Linked DNA regions of Homo sapiens: region 1 is linked to region 2. Evidence: chromatin loops called from intact Hi-C (ENCODE). Cell type or tissue: endothelial cell of umbilical vein. All regions are shown on one strand. Each heading gives the region's core, and the rest is flanking DNA. Links, peaks and the distances in the headings are about the cores only. Region 1 overlaps GFOD1 (Gfo/Idh/MocA-like oxidoreductase domain containing 1). Region 2 overlaps GFOD1 (Gfo/Idh/MocA-like oxidoreductase domain containing 1).

What was found. Hi-C counts contacts between places; a loop is a spot of excess contacts. Peaks named below come from ENCODE experiments on the same cell type or tissue, not always from the same donor. Only the 100,000 strongest peaks of a DNase experiment are listed, where the experiment ranks them.
Region 1: it touches region 2 in a loop (3-fold over the local background); 9 of 110 quality-filtered maps call a loop at or near these places.

Annotation. Positions count from the first base shown.
Region 1 is chr6:13,436,357-13,452,875 of GRCh38, forward strand. All of the region lies in intron 1 of GFOD1 (Gfo/Idh/MocA-like oxidoreductase domain containing 1), which reads right to left. Among named protein-coding and RNA genes, the nearest start is that of GFOD1-AS1, 42 kb to the right of the region's middle. In endothelial cell of umbilical vein, for the core only: no CTCF peak of the experiment used is centred there; a DNase peak (open chromatin) is centred at 8,865.
Region 2 is chr6:13,388,508-13,405,026 of GRCh38, forward strand. The region is part of intron 1 of GFOD1 (Gfo/Idh/MocA-like oxidoreductase domain containing 1); the gene reads right to left. Among named protein-coding and RNA genes, the nearest start is that of TBC1D7-LOC100130357, 68 kb to the left of the region's middle. RefSeq lists a silencer at 12,243-12,292. In endothelial cell of umbilical vein, for the core only: no CTCF peak of the experiment used is centred there; a DNase peak (open chromatin) is centred at 7,014; H3K27ac peaks cover 1,908 bases.

The DNA.
Region 1 (16,519 bases), core at 5,792-10,791, 49 kb after region 2:
CCCCAAATAAAACAGTTGTAAAAGTTTCTTATATATTCTCCTAGAATATCTATCTTTTAAACATAATTAACACAAATGGATCATGCTCTGCATTCAATTTCACATATTAAGTTTTCACTTACTGTATCTTAGAGATCTTTCCATATCAGCATATGCAAATCTAAATTATGGTTTTATAGGCTGCATAATAGTGTGTTGTATTAATATGACACAATTCACTTAACCCATTCCCCTATTTACATAGACACATATGGTGTTTCCAGTTATTCAGTATTATAACCAATGCTGCAATAAATAGTTGTGCTAATGTAGCTAAATGAATTTCCACAAGTCGATTTGCAAAGGTGAAGGGTGACGATTTTCACCTTGACCGCTATTGCTGAATTGCTGGGCACATACTTAATCATTCTGTGGCTTTATTTTCTCCATTTCGTATATGAGAAAATGATTGATGAGCTATCGGATTACTCCTATAAAAGGCTTGGCTAGCCTGAGAAATATGAAGCGAGATCATTTTATGTGACATTCTATCAAAGGCACTGTGTTCATTCAGAACTCCAGTTCAGAGCTTTGTGCAGAGCCAGCTCATATGGACAGCCCCAGGCCAAGCTGCTGGTCCAACGGCATCAGCCTCAGAGGCTCTGGGAAAGCAGGGCCTGGATATCCCTTGGCCAAGTTGTGTTTATCTCCTAAAACCACTTTCAGAGGGAAAGTGTGAGTAAGGTATGAGAAAAAGGGAAAGGCTGACCCAAATGAGGTGGGTCTTGGTGAAGGCAATGATGAAAAGTCAGGAAGTTCTACCCTCAAAGCCTCTCCCTGCTCTCAAAGCTCTCCCAATACCCAACCTGGTATTGGGTTTCTGCCTCTCCCTGCTCCATCATCGAGTTCCCTTGATGACACACCAAGCCTCGCTGAAGATTTTATCTTTGAAATCATCCTTTCTCTAACCACAGCAAATGTAGGAGACAGGCTTGAGTAGGACCCTCTTAACTCTAAAAGTCACCTGAAATCCCTCCACACTCCCTCACATGCAGCCAATAGAACTTTCTGCAAGGCTAGAATTGCTCTTTATCTGTGCTGTTCAATATGGAAGCCACTAACCACATGTGACCACTGAGGACTTGAAATGTGGTTAGTGCAACTGAGGAACTGAATTTTTCATCTTATCTTCTTTTAATTAATTTAAATGTAAATAATTGCTTGTGACTAGCGGCTACTATGTTGGGCAGAACAGCTATCATTGTTTTTAAAGTACTGGTGCCTTTTTAGTTCAAACCTCTTATAATCAGCCCATTCAAAAAGACAAACCCACCCTCTAGCAATCATGTAACAGATGGATGTGTATAGATATACAGCAATGCATACACCATGGGCCAAAATACTGATCATGACCTTTGGCAGTCACTGCTATGTCTGGTCAGCACACTGCCATATACCAGACAGAAATCATTACTGGTGCACTTGAGTTTGCAAGAGTAAAGATACTTTACTCATTCTTTGTTCAGCAAACATCTATTTCAGCTATGCTGTGCTGGGCCCTGGGGTTACAGAGAAATAAAATGCTGAGGGAGAAAATGGGTAAAGGAGGAAGGAAGAAAAATAAAATAAAATATGGAAAGAAAGACAAAGAAAAATACAAACTATGTGGTTAGCATTCAGTGCACACTTTTTAACATGTTATTTCATTTATTTAATTTAGTGGATGAGGCATATAAATGCCAAATGGCGATGTTATGTGATGAAGGGTTTAGTAGGCTACACACAAAGAACTTGGGGAGGATCGAAGGGCATACACTAATTTGAGCCTCCTCTTCCATTCCAAAGTGAGATTTTGAAGATTTAGTATTGATGAACCCAGCCCTGAATACCCCCAGTGCACAGTTGTGATCTTCTGTTAAAACTTAGAATACAAAAGCTGTGTGCATTGTGTTTACATAAGAATGAAGAGAAAGGGAAGTTCATTTCAACATGGAAGGCAAGAAGGCAACAAAAATGTTGAGGAACTGAGGATGCAATTACCCTCTTTACAAAGAAAGCTAATTGTAATCACACACAGACTTTTACTATAGCCTGTAACCACTCAAGAGTAGTTCCCAAGCCTCACAGAAAATTCAGTACCATCTCTGAATGTAAAATTATACCTTCTCAAAAATGCATGAAAACAATTAAATTTGAAAAACTGAATGACTAGTCTCTCAATTAGTAATATATTAATATTAATATATATTCATCTACACTGCTGAGCACTTATAATGGACCCAACATATATATTATTTATATCATCTCTAATCGTCATCACCCATCACCCTGTAAAATGAACACCCACTGTTAACATTTTATAGATAAAGAAACCAAGGTTCAGTGACGAAGTACTGATCTAGGATTCAACCCAAACCTTCTGAGGTCTGAAGTCCATACCCCAGCCCAGTGGTGAACATCCTAGCACTAATAAATGCCAGTAAAAACCCCTGAATAAGTGAATCTGTACTGGAGCTGGTACTTAGGTGAAGGTGTTAGCTGGTAATGTTCTGAGAGCAGAATTGTTAATCCAGACACAATGGATTTTATAATTAATACTTATGAAACATTGACAGAAATTGATATCCTATAAGTAGACATGATTTTATACCAGTGAATGAGAACAGAATCATAGAAATGAAAGCCAATTTGCATTATTTCATGTCTAGAAACATCCATCTCTGCAATCAGGGTACTCAGGGATTAACTGGTCTAGATGTACTAGATAGAAGGTTAGGGGTACATTCCCCAAACCTTCCTCACATTTAATTTTCTCAAGACTGCCCCTTGTCTAACACTACAATAAAGTCACATTTTAAAAACTTATCACAATAAGAAGGAGAATCTAGGAACAAACAACTGAAAATTGAAAGAAGATAATGTGTTTCTGTAATTTCAAGTGGATTTGGGTGTACCTGTAGGTCTAAGAAAGTGGCACAGTTGTCAGAAGAGGCTCTGATGCTCAGCCATTTCCCTCAATGCTTCTCTGCAACAACACCATAGGCTTAGAGTATCTGACTGTCTCTGTCAAACAAATGCAAGAATTGCATTCCCTTGCCTCCCTTCTAGCATATGTGGGAACCACCACATTTGCACTTCAGAAGTTTTCTTTGCAGGTAGAGAAACTGAGCTCACCGGGCACAGTAGCTCATCTTGTAACCCAGCTACTCAGAAGGCTTAGTCAGGAGGATTTCTTGAGGCCAGGAGTTCAAGAAGCTGAGCTGGGGATGTTGGTTGTCATTTACTGAGCATTTACTATGTCCTGGCAGTGGACTAATCACCATGCATGTATTATCTCTTTTAATCTTCATGGGAAACATGTATGTTAGATAATACTATCCCCAATTTCTAGATGATGAAACTCCACTATTGAGCTATGAAACTTTTCAAGTCTTAAACAGTGGCTCTCAACATGTTTACCCAGGGTGAGAAGAAGGGAGAATACTTTCAAAGACACCAATGTCTATGATTCACCCCTAGAGACTGTTACACCCTTGCTCTAGGATACAGCCTGGGCATCCAGAGTTTTAAGAATTTCACGGGCAATTCTAATGTGCAGCAAAGACTAAGAACCACTGCACAAAAGCAAGTCAGTAGAGGAGACAGGATTTGAACCCAGGCCTCTCTAATCCCAGAACCTGAGACCTTGACTGCTTGCCCTATACTGCCCTAAAGCTGAAATTAAGAATACTGGATGTTGGCAATCAATGATAATTGTTATAGGATATCCAAGCTTGATCAATCCTAGCATTCCAGGCTGTTCAGTTCTTCCACGGAGTGCCAGGTCTTTCCATTTAAGGGTTAACATTAGTTCTTTTTTTTTTGTTTTTTTGAGATGGAGTTTTGCTTTTGTTACCCAGGCTGGAATGCAATGGCGCGATCTCAGTTGGCTGCAACCTCTGCCGCCAGGTTCAAGCAATTCTTCTGCCTCAGCCTCCCAAGCAGCTGGGATTATAGGCACCCACCACCACGCTCAGCTAATTTTTGTATATTTTTAGTAGAGACAGGGTTTCACCATGTTGGCCAGGCTGGTCTCGAACTCCTGACCTCAGGTGATCCACCAGCCTCAGCCTCCCAAAGTGCTGGGATTACAGGCATGAGCCACCGTGTGTGGCCAACATGAATTCTTTATTTGTGAACCATGTACACCTCCTGGACTGTAATCAGTCCATCTACGATGACTGCTCTCAGAGCCCTAGCTTTGGGCAGCACTCCTCATCGCTAGAAAACCAAGAGTTCGGACTTCCTCCCATTTCAGGACTGGCTGGGTCTCCTGGCAGCAATTTTGCTACCAGATGTTTTCAGAAATCAAAACCAGATATGTTTCCTATTAAATCAGAGAACAGCTTTCAATGTAAACAGTAGTTGGGTAATTACCCTAACATCCCTAGTTCACTTCAAGAAATGCAGAGCTCTTTAAATACTTTAAAATAGTGCTTATTTTGTTATTTTTAAAGCCCCAGCTTTGCCAAAATTTCCCTGGTGTGTGTCTGTCCTGCTCTGGATACATTCTCCACTGCTCTTCTCCTACTGTTCCTCCCCACAGACAGAAGGAACTGCTGCAATCAGCTGTGTATTCAGATGGATGGGAATAAAAAGAATAGGGTTTGGCCTATTACACAGATTACTTCATCTGCTAACCTAAAAGTCCATCAGATCATCGTGAAGAAGTCATCTCACAGTCCACATCTACTAAGGTTGATATAATTTGGTACAATAAGCATTTAACAGTAAGATCTCCTTCCCCAGCCCTTCCCACAGAAGCTAGGGTAGTGCGGTGCCCACACTGGGCCCAAGTTTATTTCTGGATTCTGAGACCTCCCTCCAGCTCTGAAGGTGCATGAGGGTCCACCCTGGACATCTGCCCTTCTTCATCCTCCCACATCCACGCTGCCAGCACACACCTATGGGCTCTGACTTTTCTTCTTTCTAAATGAGTGGGGTTTGGGGTGAAAAACTCCCTATAAAATGACAAATCTGAGATCATTGCAAGTGATAAATCTCTTTCAAACGAAATGTGGCACACGTAACTTACGCATCACATAGATAAACACCCAACAAAAAGGAGAAAATAACTGAATTTAGGGTTCTGTCCGATTTCATACGTTGTGTTAAAAAATGTATCTTTTCCTGAAAATTGGTAAGATAGTAGATTTTGAACTAGTCTCACTGCAAAAATAAATGTTACGAATAGTAAGTTCTCCCTTCATCAATACGTTCTTGGAAATTGCAACTTTGCACTTAAAGTATATTGAGTATATTGTATTGGTATAACAACATACCAATGTGAAACCAATTTGACATAGACTAATTGATATAAACAAGAGTTAAGTTCCTATGGCATATTTCTGGTCACAAAAATATCACCAAACTTCTAAATAAACACCCAAAACACTTATAATATTAAATACTGAAGTAAATGTGATAGATAGATAGATACATATTTAAGAAAGATTAACAAAAACAAGTAAGATAATCATTTACCCAATTATTCCAGTTTAGGAGCATGTGTGGCTGCAGCCTGTCCTGGCTGCTCAGGATACAAGGAGAGAACCAGCCCTGGACAGGATATCATCCCATGGCCAGACACACCCACACACACACCCCCACACTCACTCAGATGGGGACTGTGTAGACACGCCAATTCTCCTAATAACACAGCTTTGGGATGTAGGAGGAAACTAGAGCACCTGGGGAAAACCCAGGCAGACACGGAGAGAGCATGCAAACTCCATACAGACAGTGGCCAAGGCCGGGAATCAATTTTTTTTCTAATCGTTATAATGAAAGGATGCTGAACATTGTATGTGAGGTACTGCTTATGTTAATTAGCTTGACTTAGCCATTCCACAGTATATACAGGCACACCTCACTTTATTGTGCTTTGCTTTATTGCACTTTTCAGCTATTGCATTTTTTTAAACAAATTGAAGGTTTATGCGACCCTGCGTCAAACAAGTCTATCAGCACCATCTTTCCAATAGCATGCGATCTCTTTATGTCTCTCTATCACATTTTGGTAATTCTCACAATATTTCAGACTTTTTCATTACTGGTATTATGAAACATAGTGATCTAAGCAACAGATTTTCAATGTAGATGAAACAGCCATCTCTTGGAAAAAGATGTCATCTAGGACTTTCATAGCTAGAGAGAAGTCAATGCCTGGCTTCAAAGCTTCAAAGGACAGGCTGACTTTCTTGTTAGGGGCCAATGCAGCTGGTGACTTTAAGTTGAAGCCAAAATTCATTTACCATTCCAAAAGTCTTAGAGTCCTTAATAATTATGCTAAATCTACTCTGCCTGTGCTCTATACATGGAACAACGAAGCTTGGATGACAGCACAATATTTTAAGCCAACTGTTGAGAGCTACTACTCAGAAAAAACGATTCCTCTCGAACCATTACTGCTTATTGACAATCCACCTGGTCACCCAAGAGCTTTCATGGAGATGTCCCAGGAGATGAGTGTTGTTTTCATGCCTGTAGCCCATGGATCAAAGAGCAATTTTGACTTTCAAATCTTATTATTTAAGAAATATACTTTGTAAAATGATACCTGCCATAGATAGTGATTCCTCTGAAGGATCTGTGCAAAGTACACTGAAAACCTTCTGGAAAGAATTCCCTATTCTAGAAGCCATTAAGAACATTAGTGATTCAAGGGAAGAGGTCAAAATATCAACATTGACAGGAGTTCAGAAGAAATTGATTCAAATCCCCATGAATGACTTTGAGGGATCCAAGACTTCAGTGGGGGAAGTCACTGCAGATGTGATGGAAATAGCAAGAGAACTAGAATTAGAAGTGGAGCCTGAAGATGTGACTGAATTGCTGCAATCTCATGATAAAGCTTGAATGGATGAGAAGCTGCTTCTTATGGATGAGCAAAGAAAGTGGTTTCTTGAGATAGAACCTACTCCTGTTGAAGATGCTCTGAACACTGTTGTAATGATAAGAAAGGATTTAGAATATTACATAAACTTAGTTGATAAAGGCGCAGCAGGATTTGAAAGGAGTGACTCCAATTTTGAAAGAAGTTCTACTGTGGGTAAAATGCTATCAAACAGTATCACATGATATTGAGAAATCTTCCTTGAAAGGAAATCAATCAATCAATGCAGCAAACTTCATCATTGTCTTATTTTAAGAAATTGCCAGCCAGGCACGATGGCTCATGCCTGTAATTCCAGCACTTTGGGAGGCTGAGGTGGGTGGATCGCTTGAGGTCAGGAGTTCGAGACCAGCCTGGCCAACATGGTGAAACCCCGTCTCAACTAAAAATACAAAAATTAGCTGGGCATGGTGGTGGGCACCTGTAATCCCAGCTACTCGGGAGGCTGAAGAAGGAGAATTGCTTGGACCCAGGAGGCAGAGGTTGCAGTGAGCAGAAATTGCACCATTGCACTCCAGCCTGGGCGACAAGAGCAAGACTCAGTCTTAAAAAAAAAAAAAAAAAAAAAATCATCACAGCTACCCCAACCTTCAGCAACCAGCACCCTAACCAGTCAGCAGCCATCAACATCAAGGCAGGACCCTCTACCGGCAAAAGGATTACAACTTGCTCAAGGCTCAGATGATCATTCGCATTTTGTAGCAAATTAAAATATTTGGGACCCAGCAATCCCACTACGGGTATACCCAGAGGAATCTAAATCATTCCACCATAAAGACACATGCACACAAATGTTCACTGCAGCACTGTTCACAACAGCAAAGACATGGAATCGATCTAAATGCTCAACAATGGCAGACTGGGTAAAGAAAATGGGGTACATAAACACCATGGAATACTATGCAGCTATAAAAAAGAATGAGATCATGTATTTTGCGGGAACATGGATGGAGCTGGAGGCTATTATCCTTAGCAAACTAACACAAGAACAGAAAACCAAATACCACATGTTCTCACTTACAAGTGAAAGCTAAATGATGAGAATTCATGGACACAAAGAAGATAACAACAGACACGCGGGTCTCCTTACGGGTGGAGGGTGGGAGGAGGGAGAGAAGCAAAAAAAAAAAAAACTATTGGGTACTAAGCTTAGTATCTGGGTGACAAAATAATCTGTATGACAAACCCTTGTGACATGAGTTTACCTAGCTAACAAATATACACATGCTCCTGTTAAAAAAAAAAGAACCTTTCTCTAGAGTTTAAAAAAAATCTGGAAAATTCTTTATCCTAATGAAAATATATGTTCACGTGCTTTATATTTATGTTCAATATTTTTATTGGGATTGAATTTCAATTATTTAATATTTAATATAGAACGTTTTATGTCTAAGTAACTGGAAACTTAAAAATAAAAAAAATTTAATGAAAGTATGTACATTGTTCTTTAGACATAATACTACTGCACACTTAACAGATTACAGTGTAGTGTAAACATAACTTTTATATGCACTGAGAAATATAAAAATGTGTCTGACTTGCTTTATTGCAGTGGCCTGGAACCGCACCCACAATTCTCCAAAGTAAGCCTATACATATTGCAAAACAACACATTGTATATGATCGATATATACCATTTTTATATGTTAATTAAAAACATAAAAATTAAATATGTATCTTTTCATCTCCCCAGCTCCACCATAAAAATCAACCCCCTCTAAGTATTAAATGAATCCCCTTCTAAAGGAAATTGATTGAGAATACAAATACCAGTCTGGCAATAACACCACATTAATGATCAGTAACACACCAACTTCTGCATACACTGGCAGGGACTAAACACGGCAAAGGAAGAGGGCTCAGCAGCCAGCCACAGGCGCCGAGGCTGAACAGGGAGGAGGGAGGAGTTAGCATTCCGGTGAAGGTATCGGCTGGCAGCCTTCCAAGCTTGCAGATGTTCACCAACTCCTGTCTTCATCAGGAGCCAGATTTCCTGATGCTCGTTGAGCACCACTTCTCAGATTCATATTTGATTACTAAGGAAATAATATGCATATAAATGAGTTCCAGAGACTGCCCATGGCTATAATCTCCTATCGATCACAGTAATAATGTTCTGTACTTGTACTGGGCCCTCAATCTGAAGAGACCAAGATCCAATCCCACCGTTTCCCTATCAGAATAGCCATAGAATTAAAACTATTTAGGGAAACAAGCTCTTGTTTCACATTATCCAGAGCCAAGGACAAACAGATCTCGTCATTTGGCAATGCCTGGCTTCTTTCCCCTCCAAGTATGGTTCTGAAGTGGGAAGAAGATTCTTACAGCCAAAGAACCAGGAGGAAAAGACAGCTGGGTCTGGCATCTCTGTTCTTCTTAACAGGCTTGCTTTCAAAAGAAAGGCAACATTTTTTCCCTTATTTCTGCAGAATCAAGAGGTTTGCTCTAAAACAAGAAAGCTTAATGCTGCCACTTAGAAGACACACAAACCAAGTAAAACTCAGGACTAATCTTCAAGAGATCAATAGCTTCTGGCCATGTGTGACACAGGCTTGTCCTGCTGGGTTGCACAGTCCAGACGTCCAACCTCAGCTGTCCTACACCTCTCAGGTGGACGCCACAATGTAGGTCTGATCTTTTCATAGAGCATCACACCACAGAGTGGGCTAAATGTGTCAACCTTGATCAGAAGGAGAGTGCTGGGTGGCAGGAGGAAGGTTAGAGAATGTCTGTTTATTCAACCTCAAAAGGAAAAAAATGATGCTGGCAGGGTCAAAAATAGACTAGCAGAGGGAGACGGGATCTCAAAACCACCATGCTGGAGTCTGAACCAATTGTTCTGTCCACTTTGCTAATAATCACAGCCCATTCCTAGCCCAATAACAAACTGAAAGTTAACAAAGCTGCAGCTCTGGGGATTCTAATGTGACAGGGACAGGCTTTTGAAATAGCCACATCATTAAATGGAATTTGTTTCAAATCACCTTTAAAACCTCCAAACACAGGCCTGTACACTTGCAATTCCCAAAACTGAATCCTAAGAACCAGCATGCCCAGGCTGCCCCAGGAGAATGAGGGGGAAAGCATCAAGACAGAGAACTGTATGTGTTAGAACCCGGGGGACCACTGGGGTCATTAATTATATCGACTGGTGGCTGTGATCTCTAGGTTGGAGGTTGTTACAGTGTGGGGAGGATCCACATCCTGAAAAGCCTGGAAAGAGCCTGGGATTCAGACACAGGACATGGTGAAGCCGGGAGAGTCTGAGCAACAGCCAAGGGATACACCAGGCCCACTCTGGCCACCTGCTAATCCTAAAGTGGCTTATCAAGCAGCGTCAGCAAACACACCCCTGACACTGGCAGCGAATCACACGTGTAGGCCACATCCACTGCCCCAAGCACATGTATGCAAGTGGCCACCAGCTACAGCAAGGGGAGCCTTGCATGGAAGCAGGGATCCCAAGAAAAAGGGTAAGGGCCGATGTGATCCCACTCATCTGTCCTGCTGATGGTGGAAAGGGATGTTAGAGATCAGAAGCACATATTTGAGCCTTTTCTCCTTTCACCAACTGGCAGCAACAACATCCTTCATCCCCACCAGTCATTTCTCTGCCCATCTTCTAGGTGTCCAAAACAGAGATGGTTTCCCCAATTCTGAGTCCATCCAGCTCTAAGTAACAATAAGTATTGGCAAAAATGGGCTCATCTGTAAGGGATGCTTTTGGAACCTATCTGATCTCCTAGATGTTAAAATAAACAATCCGCTGATTTCACCACCATCCCAAAAGATCACAGAAGATCGGTGTCAGAAGGCTTATTAGTGTCCTAGGACTGCTGTAAGAAAGGACCACAAAGCAAGTGGCTCAATAAACAGAGTTATTGTCTTAGATCTAGAGGCTGAAATCTGAGATGAAGGTGTGGGCAGGGCTGGATGCTTCTTAAGGTTGTAAAGGAAAATCTGCTCCAGGCCTCTCTCCTATCTCTTGGTAGTTTGCTGGCAATCGTTGGCATTCCTTGGCTGGTAGATGCATCAGCCTGCAAGTCAGGTGCTGGTGCTCTCTCTGTGTGTCTATGTCCAAATTCCCCCCTTTTTATAAGAACATCCGACATGGTGTATCAGGGCCCATCCTAGTGAACTCATTTTACCTTTAAGATATTAAAATATGAACTTAAGATATTCTGAGGCTGGGTGCAGTGGCTCACGCCTGTAATTCCAACACTTTGGGAGGCTGAGGTAGGCAGATCACTTGAGGTTAGGGAGTTTGAGACCAGCCTGGTCAACATGGTGAAACCCCATCTCTACTAAAAATACAAAAAAAGCTAGCCAGGCATGGTAGTGGGCACCTGTAATACCAGCTACTTGGGAGGCTGAGGCAGGAGAATCACTTGCACCCGGGAGGTAGAGGTTGCAGAGAGCTGAGATCGTGCAATTGCACTCCAGCCTGGGTGACAGAGCGAGACTCCTTCTCAAAAAAAAAAAAAAAAAAAAAAAAAAAAAAAGAGTTTTCCAGTCAAAGCAAAGTCATTAGGGAAAAGGCATCAATCAAAAAAGTAAAGAGAACAGAGTTATAAAGCCTCAAACATTTGAGGGTAGGAGGTGAGGATGAAAGAGGCACAGAGGGCTGAGGAGGGCTGGAACTCTATCCTGAGGGTGAAATGGAGTCACTGGAAGCATTGGGCATTACTGGCCACAGTGGAGAGAATGGAGGTGGTAGAATTTGGGGTGGATTTGGAGGGAGGAGGGAGGTGGACATCTAGCATGGCTTCCAAGTCTCTGGTGTGTGCCTGGGTGGAGGGATGGAGGGGGCACTCGTGGTGCCCTGAACAGAGGCAGGGAAGAAAGGAGTGGAGCAAGCTGACGCAGCAGGGAACAAGACCATGCTTGTTATAAAGGTCTGGCTTCAGCAGTTCCTTCAAAAACCTCATTCTTAGCAACTTCTCTAATTGGCCACACCTGACTCTGGGGACAATCATCTTATACATGGAACGCTAATGTACTCGTTCATTTACCTGTTGTTTTGTAAGTGCCCATCAGTCATTTCTTGCAAGTGATGGTGAGGGCTTCAGTGTTGCCCTCTCATGCAGCCCATGGGATGTTCTGGAAGGGAGCCCCTCCTCCCAATTGTTTATCCTCCACCCCTATAAGGCACAGAGCACAGCATGTTCTCTGCACAAAGGAAGTGCTTGACAAAAGTGGCTGGCCAATGGTTTCCTTTTCTTGCTTTAGCCTCAAGGAAAGGGTAAGCCTCAGGTCCCCTTCACTATTTGTGCTCTTATTAGTCTTCCACCTGATAAGGATCTGGTGAACAAATTTGAATAGAAAATGGAAGTTTCCAAATGCCATTGCAACACTCAGTCTTCCTCATAAGTGTCAAGGGAGGCACAATATCTGCCTACTGCCTGCATGTTGTTTGCAGCAGCTCCTGGGCATACAGCTAAAGTCAGTGTCTCGCACCACTAAACCACCAAGGAATTTATAAACTTTTCCAAAACAGCCTCTGAGGGTCATGCTTCTAGAAACCTGGTGGACAGAGATCTGGCTGTACCTCCTGAGATGCTCTGTTCTTAAAGCTGCTGACTTCTAGCCCTAGCTCTGGAGACAGAACCAAAAGTCTCTAAAACAGGGGCTAATTTTAACGCTGGAATACAGAGAGGTGGAATGACTCCTTCTGCCCTTGGAGAGCCACCTGGGCAATCCAGGGCAACTGCAAGAAGAAGAAAGGGCTACTCAAAAAAACAAAAACTGATTTGGTGCCTGTAATCCCAGCACTTTGGGAGGCTGAGTTGGGAGGATCACTTGAAACCAGGGGTTTGAGACCAGCCTGGGCAACCTAGTGAGACACCGTCTCTACAAAAAAAACATTTTTAAATTAGCCAGGCATGGTGGCACATGCCTACAGTCCCAGCTACTTGGGAGGCTGAGGTAGGAGGATTGCTTGAGCCCAGGAGGTTGGGGCTGCAGTGAGCTATGACTGTGCCAGTGTAGTCCAGCTTAGGTGACAGAGGGAGACCCTATCTCAAAGAAAAACAAAGAACAGCCTTTGTTGCATTCTCATGGTCCATAAATGATGCGACAGCCAAGCATGACAGTGCATACTCTCCTCTCCTTAGTTACAGACCCACAGTTCTTGCCATGAAGGGTGCGAAAACTCTGCCTTCACAGAACAGAACTCTATGGGTACCTAAAGCATTCAGAAAAAGTTATGTGGTTTCTATTCAAAGCTCATAGAAACTCTAAGTATGCTAAGTGATAGGGTTTGGCTGAGTCCTCACCCAAATCTCATCTTGAATTGCAGTTCCCATAATTCCCATGTGTTGTGGGAAGGACCCAGTGGGAGATAACTGAATCATCGGGGCGGTTTCCCCCATATTGTTCTCATGGTAGTGAATAAGCCTCACAAGATCTGATAGTTTTATAAGAGGTTTCTCCTTTTGCTTGGCTCTCATTCTCTTTTGCCTGCCACCATGTAAGATGTGCCTTTTGCCGTCCACCATGACTGTGAGGCCTCCCCAGCCACATGGAACTGTGAGTCCATTAAACCTCTTTTTCTTTATAAATTACCTAGTCTCGGATATGTCTTTATCAACAGCATGAAAACATACTAATACACTAAGGTTAAGACTTTGTACTTCCTCTCAAATAATATTTCCTCCAGCAGTAAATTTTCCCAACTTCTATAAGACTAACTGGCTTTCCTGACTTGGTTCTGGAGAACTGTCACCACCATTCAATTAAGGAATGCTGCTGCTGCTCTTTCCGAAGAACGCTGCCAGAGCTGCCCAGGTGAGAAGGCACACCAGCCAAATTCTGTTCCTGAGAATTTCCTCCATATTCCAGAATGTCAAACCAGGCCAAGATTTCTGTGATTTTTTACCCCTAGACCACAAATGATCTGGCCTCTCAATGGACAGCACAACATTTGGATTCTAGGTGGGGCTGAGGGGGACGTAAGTAATCATGACGCCACAGTTGCAGATGTTAACTAAGCTAAAGCTCCTTTTAGCACAGGCAGAGGGGCCCAATCCTCTGTAGCATGAATTAACACCAGGGAATTACACTGGACTTATCTTCACTTGCGCTTAGTCACTTTGAAAATCCATGAGTGTGTTTGGGGTCTCCAAGATCACCCCCAGGTTTGGTAAGAGGTGATCTGGTAGCAGGACTCAGCATACAGCTGTTCCTATGGCTAAGAGTTATGACAGTGAAAGAGGATGAAGCACAACCAGCAAAGAGAAGGTGCATGGGATGAAGACCGGAGCACACCAGGCCCAAGCTCCCAAGAGTCCTCTTCCAGTGGATCACACTGGACGTGCTTAACTCCCCCAGCAAATAGCAGTGGCTACAGATGTGAAGTGTTGTCAACCAGGGAAGTTCGGTAGAAACTCATCACCCAGGGACCTTATCGTGGGGCTGCTGATGTAGGCAGCCTCTGCCTACCATGTCCCAAAATTCCAGACTCCCAAATAGAAAGCAGTGTTCAGTATAAATCATACTGTTTGCACAAGCAGCTTCGGCACAGCAAGCCCATCTTATGATTTAGGAAAAATTGTATATTGGCGAAGGAAACTGTTTATCAGTTAAGTTGCCAGACACCAGCCAAGGGTCAACTTTGCAGGCAGGCCCTTATAAGGACAGCAGCCTAGGGCCTGCACGATGAATAAATCAAGACTCCGGTGAGGTATGTAAATCCCAGGCCTCAGCTGCTTTGTGATTGGTTGTCCTTGTTAAGGTTTCCTACCACACCTTGACCTTAGAGTAGCCCTCACCTCTGGGCTGGCCCCATGTGATGCAATGGTGCTCATTCTTTGTACACTTCGGGCAACTCCTGCCGGAGTTTTTAGTGACATCACAGAATTTCTTAGAGCCACAGGGCCCTGAAAGAACATCTGGTTCATTCCCCTTGGAATACAGATGTGGCGAGGTTTAGTGACTTGCCCAGACTAAGTCTGGCCTTGAAAACCTTTCTCTTCCGCCAGACTCTACTGGCCCCAAACATGGGAAGGGCTTTGACATTGACGAGGCCTTCATCCACGGCCCTCATCCATGACCCACAGGCCTGAGAGGAGGGAAACAGACCAGCAACACGGAGGCCCGAGCCTAGGGAGTGGCCTGGCTGTGCAACCAGGCCTGGTGAGGTCAGGGAGCCATCGCCAGCAGTTCAGTCATGATGTACGAGAGCTTGTAGAGAACACAGGCTCAGGGCCAGTCCACTCTGATCAACACAGGGTCACCTTGAGGTGTCTTGAGACTTCATCAGCAAAGCCCTCCGAGTAGCTGTCAAGCAGGTGGTGGCATGGGGGCTCTAGGGTCCATCAATTTGAAACCAGTAGCTTGGGGGAGAGGGGCGGCCAAAGGCCAAGCAGCTTGCCTTGGCCCCAGGCAAACAGGATGCACCATCATCTCAGGGGAGCAGGCGGGCAAGTCAGCAATTGCAGAAGGTGGCAAGGACCAGGGTTGGGAATGCTCACCCCAAAGACACGCTGGACACCAGGTTAAGGTCGGCAAACGAATGATCCTGTGTCAAATGCACCACGGGAGTGAGGGTTTCCACTGCATTCATGTGTGTGTTCCATGTCATGTTTTCTTTGACTAGGGCCCCACTCACCACCACAATTTTCCATCCTCATGCAAACGGGAAGCAGACACATGGGGATTTGGATTGGATTTAAAAGGCTCCAGTTCAGCTCAGCACTGTCTTAAATTCAGGAGATAAAAAGTTAGGTTTGGCGGGTAGTAGCTGTTTTCTATCACGTGGACTGGGAAGCAGAAAAAGTGAATGGTCAAAGAGAGATGCTCAGGTGGGAGGCAAAGGAAGAAAACTCCTGGGTTCCCTGTGTCCCTGATTCTGATCCTTCCTGAGGCTAAGCCACGGCTCTGTCTGGGGCTCCATGAGATCCAATCAAATGCAATGCCTGACCCGAGACTGGATCATATTGAGAGGGGGAGGATGCTGTAGTGGGTCAACTGGAGACACTGGCATATGGACGGTGAATTGGATAAAAGCATTGCATCGATATTAAAAATACTAAAGTTGATCATTCTCCTGTGGTTATGTAAGAAAACATGCCAGTTCTTAGGAACCACACACTTGAAGTATTTCAGACTAATGGATGGACTAATGGCATCCATCCTGGCTGTTATAACAAAACACCATAAACTGGGTGGTTTATGAACAACAGGCAGTTGTAGCTCACAGTTCTGGAGTTGGGAAGTCTAAGATCAAGGTGCCCGCAGATTCGGCATCTGGTGAGGGCTCGCTCCCTTCCTGTTTACAGGGGGCGCCTTCTCGCTGTGTCCTCACAGCAACATATAAATTTTGCAAGGATACAAACTTTCCAACCAGAGCACCCCATATCCTAATCATACCTTGCCCACCTTGCCCTCTTTTTGTCTACTCCTCAAGCAGGCTTCTGTGACTTGTAAGCAAAGCAGGCCTAACATTTACCATTAGGATCGGCTGAGCCAAGCAGGCAGACTTAGCTTCTTCACTCTGTATGACAAATAAAGCTTGTGGAAGTGTTCCAGATGAAAGGAGACTAAAGACAAGATCGCACTGCTCCCAAGCTTTGGGACTGGAGCACACCGTCTGACTCCTCTGAAGCT
Region 2 (16,519 bases), core at 4,520-9,519:
GGGGAAAGAATTCCCTATTTAATAAATGGTGCTGGGAAAACTGGCTAGCCATATGTAGAAAGCTAAAACTGGATCTCTTCCTTACACCTTATGCAAAAATTAACTCAAGATGGATTAAAGACTTAAATGTAAGACCTAAAACCATAAAAACACTAGAAGAAAACCTAGGCAATACCATTCAGGACACAGACATGGGCAAAGACTTCATGACTAAAACACCAAAAGCAACGGCAACAAAAGCCAACATTGACAAATGGGATCTAATTAAACTGAAAAGTTTCTGCACAGCAAAAGAAACTATCATCAGAATGAACAGGCAACCTACAGAATGGGAAAAAATTTTTGAAATCTACCCATCTGACAAAGGGCTAATAGCCAGAAACTACAAAGAACTTAAACAAATTTACAAGAAAAAAACAAACAACCCCATCAAAAAGTGGGCAAAGGACATGAACAGACACTTCTCAAAAGAAGACATTAATGCAGCCAACAGACACATGAAAAAATGCTCATCATCACTGGTCATCAGAGAAATGCAAATCAAAACCACAATGAGATACCATCTCACACCAGTTAGAATGGCGATCATTAAAAAGTCAGGAAACAACAAATGCTGGAGAAGATGTGGAGAAATAGGAAACTTTTACACTGTTGGTGGGAGTGTAAATTAGTTTAACCATTGTGGAAGACAGTGTGGCAATTCATCAAGGATCTAGAGCTAGACATACCATTTGACCCAGTGAACCCATTACTAGGTATATACCCAAAGGATTATAAATCAAGCTACTTTAAAGACACATGCACACATATGTTTATTGCAGTACTATTCACAACAGCAGAGTCTTGGAACCAACCCAAATGTCCATCAATGATAGACTGGATTAAGAAATTGTGGCACATATACACCATGGAATGCTATGCAGCCATAAAAAAGGATGAGTTCATGTCCTTTGCAGGGACATGGATGAAGCTGGAAACCATCATTCTCAGCAAACTATCACAAGGACAGAAAACCAAACACCACATGATCTCACTCATAGGTGGGAGTTGAACAATGAGAACACATGGACACAGAGCAGGGAACATCACACACTGGGGCCTGTTGGGGGGTGCGGGGTGGGGGAAGGGATAGCATTAGGAGAAATACCTAATGTAAATGACAAGTTGATGGGTGCAGCAAACCAACATGGCACATGTATACCTATGTAACAAACCTGCAAGTTCTGTACATGTACCCTAGAACTTAAAGTATAATGATAATAAAAAATCTAACGCCCCTTTCCAAACTACCATATTATTAATATTTTCCAAATACTGACACATACACACCCCTTCTGTTTAGAACTTAATCTTTGCCATTGCCCATGATATGCATTTTTTACTTTCCCATGTTTACCATGATTTACCTCACCAAAAGGACCCCCTGCATTTCCTCTGCTCAGTCATCAAGTTCAAACAAGTTCAGCCCCCCGTGCACATTCCCACCTTCCCTCCTTTGCTACCTGCCTCTCCAGTCCCCATTGTGCCACTCTTCTCCAAGGTCCAACTTAAGTCCCACCACCTCTGGGACATCCCCCCTGAGGACCCCAAGCCTTGTGTATCTCTCCTTCTCTAATACTTGCTGCCTGAGCCAGTTATGACTTTCCGAGCCTTAATCATATGACATCTGGAATTCTTAGGCATATTTTCCTGTGGAATATTGAGGTCCCAACTACTTGTAAACTCTATTACAGTGAGGTAGTTCCTCCAAACCTTCTGGGCTTCCATTTTGTTGTTGTTGTTGTTGTTTATATAAAACAGGGGCTGGGCATGGTGGCTCAGGCCTGTAATCCCAGCACTTTGGGAGGCCGAGGCAGGAGGATCACTTAAACCCAGGAGTTCGAGACCTGCCTGGGCAACATAGTGAGACCCTGTCTCTAAAAAAAATACAAAAAATAGCCGGGTGCTGTGGCATGCACCTGCAGTCCTAGCAACTCTGGAAGTGGAGGTAGGAGGATTCCTTGAACCCAGGAGTTTGAGACCAACCTGGGCAACACAGCGAAACCTCATCTCTACCAAAAAATTAAAAAATTAGCCAGATGTGGTGGTGCATGCCTGTAGTCCCAGTGACTAGGGAGGCTGAGGCAGGAGGATTGCTTCAGCCTAGGAGTCTGAGGCTGTAGTGAGCCATGCTAGCACCACTATACTCCAGCCTGGTGACAGTGAGACCCTGTGAAAAAAAAAAAAAGAAAGAAAGACAGGAAGAGAGAGAGAAAGAGAGAGAGAGAGAGAGAAAGGAAGGAAGGAAGGAAGGAAGGAAGGAAGGAAGGAAGGAAGGAAGGATAATAACAGTATCTACCTCAAAAGGTTGTTATGAGGGCTGCATGAGGCAATGCATGCAAGCTACTTAGCACAGTGCCTGGCACAGGAAGTGCCGAATAAACACTAGCTCAGCGGTTTTTAACCAGCTGCTGAAACCCTTGAGCACAACCAGGAATATCTATTTCTTGGTGTCCCCTACTGGCCCAGCGCAAAGACCATCTCCAATAAACCTCTGTTGCTTGAAGTTAGCGTAACAGGGAAAGGAAGAAAGAAGCCCAGAGAAGGAAAGTTTCACAGGACACTTAATTAAGATTTTCAAGGATATGATTGGTTATTTCACAGTGGATGGTGAACATTCGATTTTTTTGTTTGAGTGAAGGTAGAAGGTGAGAAATGGACTTCAATTCCAGTAACCGTGGCTGGAATTATCTGACGGTGCTAGCTAGCTACCAAAACAGCTATACATTATTTAAGAAATTGGCCATTTGAAACCAGCCTGGCCAACATGGCAAAACCCCGTCTCTATTAAAAATATAAAAATTAGCTGGGCGCAGTGGTGGGCGCCTGTAATCCCAGCTACTCGGGAGGCTGAGGCAGGAGAATCGCTTGAACCTGGGAGGTGAAGGTTGCAGTGAGCTGAGATTGTGCCACTGCACTCTAGCCTGGGCGACAGAGCGAGACTCCATCTCAAAAACAAACAAACAAAAAAAAAAAAAAAAAAAGAAAGAGAAAAGAAATTGGCCAAGGAAAATAATGTACTATTTCGTAGAGTCCATATCAATTGAATAGGTAACAACTCCATTTTTTCTTTTCAAAAAGAGAAAAGAAAGCTTCAGTAGAGAATATTGGGAAAGGATGCCAGCAGGCGAGCCAGACCAAGGGCTGAGTCTGACCTCAAAGCTCTACCACGTATCTGGACAAGTAACTTAATCTCCCTAATCCTCAATTTCCTCATCTGTTAAATGGGGATATAAGGGTATCGACTTCATTGGAGTGGTGAGAACCATCTTGAGAGCTTAGCACAGGGTCTGGGACACAGTCCATGTTCAATCAATTCTACCGATGGTCATTTTGTTGTTGTTACCAATGGCTGTTGTGGGTTATTCTTTAAAACAGTTGATAAACAGTTACTTGTAGTAGACAGTTGGTGAACAGGCCTGCCCATGGCATAGCAGGGAACTACTCAAGGTTCTGAAATTTGTAGACCAGGGACTACTCTGGTAGACACGAGGAGACAGCCCACTCCCTGTTGCCACACTAAGAGCTGCTTCCTAGGCTGGGTGCAGTGGCTCATGCCTGTAATCCCAGCTCAGGAGGCTGAGGTGGACAGATCCCTTGGCCCAGCAGTTCGAGACCAGCCTGGGCGACACAACAAGATGCCACCTCTACTAAAAAAATATGAAAATTAGCCAGGTGTGATGGTGTGCACCTGTGGTCCCAGCTACTTGGGAGGCTGAGACGGGAGGATCACTTGAGCACGGGAGGCAGAGGTTGCACTGCATGCCAGTCTGGGTGACAAAGCCAGACCCTATCTCAAAAAAAAAAAAAAAAAAAAGAAAAGAGAAAAAAGAAAATCTGTTTCCTCTGGTCAGTGTGTTTTGAATAGGTAACGACTCCTCCACCAAAAAATAAAAAGTTGTTCTTAATTACTTTTTTTTTTAATTTAAAAACTCAAGCACTGGTTGGCAGTATTGAAAAGAGTTTTGGTATTTCAAATATTTCAGCAAGTTTTTGTATCACTACACTGGAGAAATGAGAGAGGAGGAGCCTGTCTTCAGCAGACCCTGTTGCTGTACCCTGATGGAGAGAGAGCCTGCAGGAGCTGGCCTGTAGCTGCTGCTGCAGATCCTCTCAGATAACTGACTCTTGTCATTTCATATTGTGAGAGAGGGGGTAAGCAGATGAGCCAGGTAGGTAGAAACAAAGAAGTCAGGAAGATTTCCAGAGAAGAAGAGAAATAAGAAGGGCTAGGTGCAATGACTCACACCTATAATCCCAGCATTTTGAGAGGCCAAGGCGGGAGGATCGCTTGAGGCCAGGAGTTTGAAGCCAGCCTGGGCAACATAGCAAGATGCTGTCCCTACAAAAAAAAAAAAATTAAAAATTAGCCAGGCATGGTGACATGTGCCTGTAACCCCAGCCACTTGGGGGGCTGAGGCAGGAGGATTGCTTGAGCCCAGGACTTCAAGGTTGCAGTGAGCTATGACTGTGCCATTGCATTCCACCCTGGGCAACAGAGTGAGACCTTATCGAAAGAAGAAAAAGGGCTGGGTGTGGTGGCTCATGTCTGTAATCCCAGCACTTTGGGAGGTCAAGGTGGGTGGATCACTTGAGGTCAGGATTTCAAGACCAGCCTGGGCAACATGCTGAAACTCCGTTTCTACTAAAAATACAAAAATTAGCTGGGCGTGCTAGTGCATGCCTGTAATCCCAGCTACTCAGGAGGCTGAGGGAGGAGAATCACTTGAACCCGAGAGGCAGAGGTTGCAGTGGGTGGAGATCATGCCACTGCACTCTAGCTTGAGGAACAGAGCGAGACCCCATCTCAAAAACAACCACCAAAAAAAAAAAAAAAAAAAAAAAAGGAAAGAAGTAAGAAGATGGGACAGAAGCCTTTATAGTCATGCCCCTTCCCCTGCTTGCCATCCTTGTAGAAAGGACCACCGGCCAGTCCAGAGAGACCCTGCAGACACAGCAACAGCGCAGCTCCTGTAGAGCTCTCCATCACGGTACCATAACAGGGGTTCCTGAAAACAGAGTCTCCTCCTCTCATTTCTCAAGTCTGGTGATAACAAAACTTGCTGAACTATTTCTTTTCAATAGTGCCAACCAGTGCTTGAGTTTTTAATTTTTAAAAAAATCATTGATTACAAACAACTGTTTTTTCAGAGAGGGAGTTGTTACCTATTCAGTTGATATGGACTCTACAAAATAGTACATTATTTTCCTTGGCCAATTTCTTTTTTCTTTTCTTTTTTTTTTTTTTTTTGAGACGGAGTTTCGCTCTGCCGCCCAGGCTGGAGTACAGTGGTGCGATCTCGGCTCACTGCAAGCTCCGCCTCCCGGGTTCGGCCACTCTCCTGCCTCAGCCTCCCGAGGAGGTGGGACTACAGGCGCCCACCACCACGCCCGGCTAATTTTTTGTATTTTTAGTAGAGACGGGTTTCACCATGTTAGTCAGGATGGTCTCGATCTCCTGACCTTGTGATCCACCCACCTCGGCCTCCCAAAGTGCTGGGATTACAGGCGTGAGCCACTGTGCCTGGCTCCTTGGCCAATGTCTTAAATAATGTACAGTTATTGTGCAAGCTAGCTAACTGATAAATAGACTCATTTAAAAAGATGTACCTTGTTGTTAGTCACACATTATCTTTTTCATAATTTTATATAAAATTTGTACTTCAGATGAAAAAATGAGAAAGTTCTTCATGTATTATATGACAAGTTAGACAAAAACAGGCAAGATGCAGAAGAATGTGCATGGTATACTATCATCTGTACAGAAAAAAGAATAAATATATATTTGCTTGAATTTATGTAGAATATCTCTCGGAAGGAACACTGATAACTTTGGTCGTCTCTGGGCAGGAGAACGGGTGTCTGGCGGGGGGAAGGATGGAAGGAGCTTTTCAGCATATCTGCTTTTGTACCCTTTGAATTTTTTTTTTTTTTTTTTTTTTTTTTGAGACGAGGTCTTGCTCTTTTGCCCAGGCTGGAGTGCAGTGAGGTGATCATAGCTCACTGCAGCCTCAAACTCCTGGGCCCAAGCAATCCTTCTGCCTCAGCCTCCCAAGTAACTGGGACTACAGGTGCATGCTACCATACTTGGCTAATTTTTTTTTTTGAGACAGTCTCGCTCTGTTGCTCAGGGTGGAGTGCAGTGGCATGATCTCAGCTCACTGCAACCTCCACCTCCTGGGTTCAAGTGATTCTCCTGTCTCAGCTTCCCAAGTAGCTGGGATTACAGGCACGTGCCACCATGCCCGGCTAATTTTTGTATTTTTAGTAGAGATGGCGTTTCACCATATTGGCCAGGCTGGTCTTGAACTCCTGACCTCAACTGATCCACCAGCCTGGGCCTCCCAAAGTGCTGGGATTACAGGCGTGAGCCACCATGCCCGGCCTTTCATACCTGGCTAATTTTTAAAAAATTTTGTAGAGATAGGGTCTCACTGTGTTTCCCTGGCTGGTCTTGAACTCTTGGCCTCAAGGAATCCCCCGACTTTAGCCTCTCAAAGTATTGGGATTACAGGTGTGAGCCACTGTGCCTGGCTAGGTTTCTTTCTTTTTTCTCGTAGAGACAGTGGCTTTGCTATGTTGCCCAGGCTTCTTTTAATTTTGAACAAGGTGACTACATTGCCAGTTCAAAAATACATAGATAAAATTAAAATTTGTATTTAAAAATGAAAAAATTGCCCTCACAATGTCCCTTAGATGGGAAATGGGGGCTAAGGTTTCAGGAGGGAGGGACAGGCTGGATTAAACAAGGAATGGCACATCCATCAGCATGACAGCCATGGCCTTGGCATGGCCATCTCCCAAGAGGCACTGGATCCATGATAAAGAGCCTATAAACCACCCGATAAAACTCATATATCATTCCCTTGCCTCTGATAAGGGGATCTTGTTTTTCCTTTCTTGCAATACAATAGAGATTCATGAATTAGCCAGAAATTCAGATACTGCTGTGTCATGGGCTGGTTGGCTTAGAGGTTGGACAGATGCCAGCCCCTTCCTAGCTGTGTGAGCTCAGATAAGGGAGTTAAGCTCTCGGGGCTCCAGCTTCCTCATCAGTAAAATGTAGACAGCAATATCCTGATGGATCAAATAAAGATAACTTATGTAAAGCAACTGGCTGCCAGTACTCAGTCAGAAATGTTAGCCCTTTTCCACTTGAGATAAAGAGCCCAGAGGCTTTATGAGTTCCCTGGTCTTTGTTCCCACTGAAGAAACTTCCTTGGCATCAACGCTACGGCCACTCCACCGTGCACCAGTTAGTTCCCAGCCATGAGCACAGAAGCTGAGGACCTGACCCTGAGGGTCCCACTCAGGCCGTGGTAGCCCCAGTCCAGGGCACTGAGGCAATTCTAGTCTAGCTGTGCTTTGTTTACTCCGTGGGGGATCTGAGCCTGGGATGAGCAGAGGGCAGGCGGAAGGGGATGCAGGAATGTCATCATTGTATGTCACTATCATCTGCCCTTTCCAAACTTGTAGCTCCGGGTTTTAGAATTTGGAGGCCTGGGGAACGCATTTACATGTTTCATTTGTTTGTTTTTAGTAACCATGTAATCACCCATGTGAACTAAGCTGAGGAACAGTGTCACTTCTGCTTCTACGTAGCTCACTAGAAATCCTCCAAAGAATTATAGCCATCATTTGTTGAGCACCTACTGTTTGCCAGCGACAGTACTAGATGCTTTATCTTCAATCTTCCCTGCAGATCTCTACCTCCCTCTTATGGATCAGAAAATGGAGGCTCTGAAATAGCATATTTAATCTGTGCCAGGTTAACAGAGCTAACAATTGGGTCAGGATTTGAACTTGGCTCTGAGGGGCCATGTGCTTTCCAGTGCACCTCTCAAAGTAAGCGCCACACTGAGTTACAGAGAGCTGTGCCCATAGCATCATCACCTACAGGGCAGGTGGCCTTTTCCTAGGAGTTGGTGCCAAGGATTCTGAGTCCTCCTGTGTGGCAGACTGAATGTCGACATCCCGATCCCCAGAGCCTGTGAATGTTTTCTTATAGAATGGCAAAAGAGACTTTGTAGGTGGGATGAAGTTAAGGATCATGAACTGGGAGGATTATCCTGGATTAGCCAGGTGGGTGGGAGGTAAGCACCACTCTTACAAGAAGGAAGCAGGAGATCAGAATGGGTCATAGGAGCTGTGTCCTGGAAGCAAGAGGTTGGAGGGACTTGAGAAAGGGGTCATGAGCCAAGGTATACAGGCAGCTTCTAGAAGCTGGAAAAGGCAAGGGTATGGATTCTTTCCAGAAGCTTCCAGCAGGAACACGGCCCTGCCAGCACACTGAATTTAGACTTTCTACCTCTACAACTGTGAAGAGAATAATCTGTATTGTTTTAAGCCACTAAATTTGTGACAATTTATTACAACAGCAAGGGAAACTCATATACCTGGGGATGTTTCAAGTCAGAGGAAGGGATATTTACCTCCCAGGAGGAAGGTAGGGCTTCCTGAGTGGTGGTGATCACAGGTGTGCAGTGACCGACACCTTCAGAGCCACAGAGAGGCCAGATGTTGGAAACAGTGCTCAGAGAAGGGACAAGAGCACCCAGAACCTTTGCTTAGGGAGCAGGAGCAGACCCATTGTGGGTGCCCACAGTGGTCTCGAACTCCTGGACTCAAGTGATTGGCCCGCCTCGGCCTCCCAAAGTGCTGGGATTACAGGTGCAAGCCATGGCGCCCAGCAAGACAGATTCTTAATAAAGTAAAACAAAGCCTTACTCTAAAGCCCGGCAATTCCACTCCTAGAAATTTACCAAAGAGAAATGAAAACAAATATCTACACAAAAGATCCAAATGTGAAGCCACCCTCGAAATGAAAAGTGGTGTCCAGCTCAGGCCCCTTGTCTCTCCATCTGAGGACTCGGGCCTGCCGTGAGAAAGTGATCTGCATCTTCACTTTTCACTTCCTCTTTCACCTCCAGGCCCTCTGGCATCTCTGGGGCAGCCTCTGCCATAACCTGGAAGGGTGGAGGCCCAGCCTTGTATCATAAAACCCAGGGGCCGGCCCACTGGGGAGAACAGAAGGCACTGATACCACCTGGGAGGGCAGATATTTGCCTCCACCTGCTTCCACTTTAGAAGCCAATGCAAAACAGGAGAGCAGGGTGGGGAACAGGACAAATATTTGGCCAAGTACCAATTCAGTCTTAGGAATGAGCAGAAGATGGTGATGTCTTGCAGTGGGCATACCCGGAATAACACACAGCCCACGTGGCATTATCCCGGCACATTCTATTACTAACAATTTGAATGGGGGCAGGGGCAAACCTTTGCAAATGAAACATATTTTATATGAAAATAAACACTGTCACATTTGGAACTGAAAACAAATTTTGCATTAATTTTTAAAAGAAGACTTTTCCGACTATGGGCCACATCCCCAGATACTCCCTCTATCTTCCAAAGTATGCATCTTCTTTGCCCTGTCCTTAACTGCTATTGCAGAAGGAAGTCTGAGAAGCTGTGTATAGGGGAAAGTGCAAACCTGGAGCCTCTGCCGCTGGGTTTGACTCCAGGGGCTGCCAGCACGAGCTGTTTCATGTCAGTTACTGTACTATACCGTATATTATGTTATGTACAATGTCAGTTACTGCTCTGAGCCTCGGCTTCCTCATCTTCAAAATGGAAATGAGAACTATTACCTCATAGGGCTGTTCTGAGGATTAAATGAGATCAGGTATGTACATACCTTGCACATTAGTCAGTTATTACTGTTAACAGCATTCACAGACACCTAACTTGGATCTGTTACGAGGCTCACTTCCTTAGCAGGGATCAGGAAAATGCTGATACAAGACCAGGTAGAACCTCCGTTTCGAGTTTATCCTTTTGAAATGTTCCAAATCTTGATTGGTGGTGATTTGAGTGTACGCATTTAGCAAAGCTCATTAAAGTATACACTTACTATCTGCTTATTTCACAGTATGTAAATTTACCTGAATAAAAAATTGTTTCAAAAAAAGTTGCTCCTCTGTCCTTAAACACCTATTTTGTATATTTAACCCAGAATGTGCACCCCAGTGCACAAATGCAGCGTCCAAGGAGCTCACATCGGGTGTTTAGTTTTGATTAATGGGCTTTCCTGGACTCAGAAAGGAGGTAATTTAGGATCCCAGCTGCCTGCAGGCAGAAAGAGGCTCTGTTGAGCCATCAGCACCTCACTGCCGCCTGCTCAGCCTCCCGGGCTTCTCAATAAATGGCGACTCCACTTTCCCTCAGGTCAGGGCTCAGACCAGTCAATGGCCACCACGGGGCAGCATCCCAGAACAGGAGGTAGGGAGGGACATCCAGGGGCTCAGCTGCTTTTGAAAGCTCTCTATTGACAAGGACGCCACAGACACCAGTTGATTTGACTCGTTGTTATTTTTTCTAGCACAAATCATGAGCCAGTTACAGTAACACTGGGCATTTAAAAGGCAGGAGCTAGACAAGCACTTTACTACTTTGGAAAACAGATTTTGTTGTTTTGTTTTGTTCTGAGACAGGGTCTCACTATGTTACCCAGGCTGGAGTGCAGTGGCGCAATCAAAGCTCACTTCAGCCTTAACCTCGCGGACTCAGGTGATTCTCTCACCTCAGCTTCCAGGAGCATACCACCAAGCCTGGATTAATTTTGGTGGTGGGGGAGGGAGGGGTGGCATGTAGGGACAGTTTTTCCATGTTTCCCAGACTGGTCTCGAACTCCTGGACTCAAGTGATTGGCCCGCCTCGGCCTCCCAAAGTTCTGGAATTACAGGTGCAAGCCACGGCACCCAGCAAGACAGATTTTTAATAAAGTAAAACAAAGGCTTACTCTAAAGCCCAGCAATTCCACTCCTAGAAATTTACCAAAGAGAAATGAAAACATATATCTACACAAAAGAACCAAATGTGAATGTTTGTTGCAGTTGTATTTATAATTGCCAAAAACTGGCAATGACTCAACATCCAACAGCAGCTGAATAGATAAATAAATTGTGATACCTTCATAAAATAGAATACTACTCAGCAGTAAAGATAAATGAACTACTGAGACATGCAACAATATGAAGAAATCTCAAAACCGGTATGCGGAGTGAAAAGAAGCCAGAGGCAAAAGGATGCAGACATTCTATTTATCTGCAATTGTAAAACAGGCAAAGTGAGCTATCAGGGCAGAAAGCACAGCAGTGGTTACTGGGGCTGGGACAGGGGCTGAGGCTGGGAGGGTAGAGAATGCACCAAAAAGTCAACTAAGGCAACTATCCGGAATGATTGGAAATTTCCATATCTTGAAATTGCAGTGGCATTGCACAGGTATATACATTTACCAAAACTCACAAAGCTATACATTTAAAATAGGTACATTTTATTGCATGTAAATTACCTCAACAAAAGTAGCAGGGAGAAGGAGAAGGGTGATCTGATGTCTCTGAGGGGTGCTCCCTTTTGGGGAAGCCAATACATCATTTCTTTCTCCTAAGATCCTCCACGTGGTCACACAGTTACTGAGAAGCTGTTTTAATCTATACAACTGTGGGGATTCTGATTTTTTTTTTTTAAGAGGCCTCTGGCCTCCTGATATATTGAAGAGAAAATAAAGACTTCCTGGATGGCAAAAGCTCTAAAATAGACATAGTGCAGGCCAATACACTAAGACATGCAGGACCGGGCAGGGATTCAGCCAGCACACAATGGCAGTCACATTGGGGGTGGGATAAATGTTAAAATATCTATTTATCAGTTAGTAAATAGCCACTGCCCTGAAATGCCTGAATATCTCTCTATTATCCAGGAATCCTCCCCATCTCTCCAAAGCTCAGCAACTTGAAGAGTTGGTGGTTACCACTGCGGAAGCCACCAAGATCCCACTCCAGCTCCTAGGCACCTCTGTGCTGATGGGTTAGTGCCTGGCCATACTCCATAAAAACATATTTCAGATGTCCCATTCCTCCTGTTATGAGGCTCACTTTCTTAGCAGGGATCAGGAAAATGCTGATACAAGACCAGGTAGAACCTCCGTTTCGAGTTTATCCTTTTTGAACAATTTAATTTAGGAGTAATTCGAAGCAGATAGTGATCAAAAGAGCACACATTTCGTCAGAATGAAGTGCTGCTGATGGAAAAATACATAAAAGTGGGAGAATCTTTTTCCACTTTTAAGCTCTGCTTGGACCCTAGTCAGACTCATGTCTTACATGCAGATGAACATTTCAAAGCAAGAGGGAAGAGTCTTGGGAGACCAGAGACAACACCATATCTGGTGACTAGAGAGTAAAGATGGTGAGGGAACACAGGAGGCCCTGAATGACAAACTGTTCTGTGGGACAAGGGAGACTGGTTCTTCACCTATTAAAGAAAGAGGCACGAGAGTCCTCTCCACCATTCTTTATCACTATTAGTCATTGACTCTCAAGTACAGGGGGTGGGGACAGGAAACAATGATGTTCTGTCAATATCCTCAGCAAGGATTACTTCCCCTCAACAGGTGCCTGGAGAGCCAACAACAGCATCACATACTTGTGAAGACCATAAGTCTATGTTTCAAATTCCTTTCTATAAAGTGAGGTGCGAGAGAGCCGAGACCCATTTAAGGAGGATGTCTGACTATAGATGTTAGCCTGTGTGAGGTGACAGACTTATTGCACTGGAATAATATGAATTTAAACCCTTAAAGCACAAAAAGGAAAAAAGAGGGACTCTTAGAAAACGGAGGAGACTTGAAAGGTCTAATTGCCAGGCATAAGGCGTGGGCCTGTTTGGATCCCTATTCCAAAAGGCCAACCATGAGACGACATTTTATAGATAATCCAGGATATCTGAATCTGAGCCGTGTAGCAGATGAGAGCAGGGAATCCTTGTTCATTGTCATGGGTCCAGTAGTGGAAGGGAAGGGAAAGGGAAAAAGGGAAAGGGAAGGAACCAGTCCTTATTAGTTAGAGATGCTAGCTATGGTATTTACAAATGGAATGTCATACAAGTATTTATGGATAATGGGGCACTATTTAATTTAAAATGTTGCAGAAAAATGAACAATCTGAATATGAATTAAGAAAACAAGTCCATTTACAACAGTATCAAACAGAATACTTAGAAATACATTTAAGAAGTACAAAATATGTACTATGAAAATTAAAAAATCTATTTGAAAAAAATCAAAGAAGATCTTAATCACTGGAATGACATCCTGCGTCCATGGATCAGAAAACCTAATATTGATAAGACAGTAATATTATCCAAATTGATCTACAGAGTCAAAACAATTGCTATCAAAATTCCAGTTGCTTTCTATGTAGAAATTCACAAGCTGGTCCTACAATTCACATGAAAATGCTAGGATCCCAGAATAGCAAATGTTATCTTGAAAGAATATCCTCTTTAAAAGTAGTAGGAAAACTACTTTAGCACTTCATGATTTCAAAACTTACCTCAAAGCTACAGTAATCATGATGGTGTACTACTGGCATAAGGATGAACAAATAGATCAATGAGAAGAATTAATTAAGAGTTCAGAAATAAATTTTATCTTACGATCAACAGAGTTTCAACAAAAGTGCCAAAAAATTCAATGGGAAAAGAATCGTCTTTTTAACAAGTGGTGCTAGAACAACTGGCTATCCACATGCACAAAAATGAAGTTGGAGGCCTATCTCATGTCACATGCAAAAATTTACTCAATATGGATCAAAGCCTAAATGTAAAAGCTAAAACTATAAAACTCTCCAAAGGAAACACAGGAGTAAAACTTTGACATCTCGGGTTTAGGCAAAGCCTTCTCTAGATATAATACCAAAAGACAAGTGACTATATATAACATATATAACTTGAACTTCATCGAAACAAAAAACTGTACTTTAAAGGACATCATCAAGATATAAAACCACCGACTGAATGGTAGAATATATTTGCCAGTCACAGATGTGAGAAGAAAAAGGGTATCTATAACATGTAAATAACTTAACAATTCAGTAAGAAGAAGACAACTCAAATAAAAAATGAGAAAGGATCTAAATGGACATTTCTCCAAAGAGGGCATATAAATGGCCAATAAACACATGAAAAGATGCTCAACATCATCAGTCTTTAGGGAAATGCAAATCTAAACCACAATAAGATGCTACTTTATGCCCATTAGGATGACTATAATAAAAAAGACAGAAAATAACAAGTGTTGGCATGGTTGTAGAATAATTGGAACCCTCAAACATTGCTCGTAAGAATGTACAATGGTGTAGCCACTTTGAAAAGCATCCTGGCAACTCCTCAAAAAGTTAATCATAGAGTGACCATATGACCCAGCAATTCCAATCCTAGGTATATAGCCAAAAGAAATGAAGAAAGGTACTCAAACAAATACTTGTACATAAATATTCATAGTAGCACTGTTCACCATAGCCAAAAGGTGGAAACAATCCAAATGTCCATCAACCGATGAATGAATAAACAAAAGGTGGTACAGTCATGCATCATTTTCTCATGGGAATATGTTCTGAGAAATGCATCATTAGGCGATTTTGCTGTGCAAACATTATACAGTGTACTTACACAAACCTAAATGGTAGGGTTTTTTTGTTTTGTTGTGTGTGTGTGTGTGTGGTTTTTTTTTTTTTTTTGGTATTTTTTGTTTTTTTGAGACGGAGTCTCGCTCTGTCGCCCAGGCTGGAGTACAGTGGTGCGAACTCAGCTCACTGCAACCTCTACCTCCTGGGTTCAAGTGATTCTCCCGCCTCAGCCTCCTGAGTAGCTGGGATTACAGGCATGCACCACCATGCCCGGCTAATTTTTGTATTTTTAGTAGAGACGGGGTTTTGCCATGTTGGCCAGGCTGGTCTCAAACTCCTGACCTCAGGTGATCCGCCTGCCTCGGCCTCCCAAAGTGCTAGGATTACAGGCGTGAGCCACCGTGCCCAGCCTGATGATAGGTTTTTATGTGCTTACCATACACCTAGGCTATATGGTACAACCTATTGCTCCTAGGCTACAAAGCTGTATAGCATGTTATTGCACTAAATACTGTAGGCAATTGTAACACAGGGGTAAGTACTTGTGTATCTGTAAAAATGTACAGTAAAAATTATAATACTATGAGACCACCATTATATATGTGGTCCATCATTAACTGAAACATTGTTATTTGTTACAAGACTGTATAGCCATATGATGAAATATATTCAGCCATAAAAGGAATGAAGTGCTGATATATGCTGCAACATGGATGAACCTTGAAAATATTATGACATGTGAAAGAAGTCTCAGAAGAGACCACTTATTTTATGGTTTCATTTATATAAAATCTCCAGAAAAGGCAAATCTATAGAAACAGAAAAAATAGTGGTTGCCTAAGGTTGCAGTGGAAGGATGTTGGAAGAGTGATTACTAATGGATATATGGTTTATTTCTGGGGTGATGAAATGTTCTAAAATTGATTATGGAGATGGTTGTACAACTCTGTGAATACATGGCATTTTTGGCAGGAAAAAAGTGGGAAGTTATAGATGAAATATGAATAGCAAAATGTTTGAATGTTTATATATTTTTAAAAGTTAAAAAGTAAACAACGATAGTTTGAAATCAGCCTAATTTTAAATGAAACTTGGAATACATTTCTGTGATGTCTAAAATATTGACTATCATTTTAATGCACATAGAAAATTACTGGAAAAGACTGTGCAAAATATTCTGAGATGGGGAACCATTTAAGGGATCCCAAGGGTCCAAGTCTGATCCAGGCTCAGCCTTTTCTTGCACCAGGAAGTCACAAAGCCATGGACTCATCAAGTAGTCATTTAGTCCAGCCCCTTCTTAGAACTGAGGGAAACTGCAGCCAGCCAGGAAGACCGAGGAACTTGCCTAAGCTTCCTGCCTTTCATGAACTTCTTTTAAGGATCAAATGAGACAATGTGTATGATGAAGTTTTATAAATCCTTTGGATTAGAACTGTAGTATGTGAAACACGTGAGCCTGAACCTCAGTTCTGCTGCTTTTTTGCTACAGCCAAGGGGGTGGCTTAATTTCCTTCAGCCTCAATAAAAATGAAGATACCACCAGCCTCAAAAGGGTGTTACAAGAACTAAATGAGGCAACACTATCCCAGCATCTCCCAGAACAGGAACTCGGTATGAGCTAACTGTTAGCCACGTTCTTAGCAAAAGAACATGTGAACTACACAGTGGAGGCTGCATGCACACTTGGGTGCAAAATTTAAAGTAATGTCATTTCAAGATGTAAAGAGGAAATTCTCATTTACAAAACCTGGTTGGAGTTGTCTGCATGAGTAATTTTCATGGGATCGGCCATGTAAAATAGTTTGTTTTTAAAGGTTCCAAGAATAACATGCTAGAGTCCTCTGTGCCAAATTCCACCTTTGGGTCAAATTTCACCATTGCTTTATGAGGCACCCAATGTTTAAAAATTTTTTAATTTAAATGTCTCTATGTAGGGCACCTCTCTCCCCAGTGCACCACAAGCCCCACCATTCTCTGTTGTCTATCCTCAACCCCATCTCACCTTACAT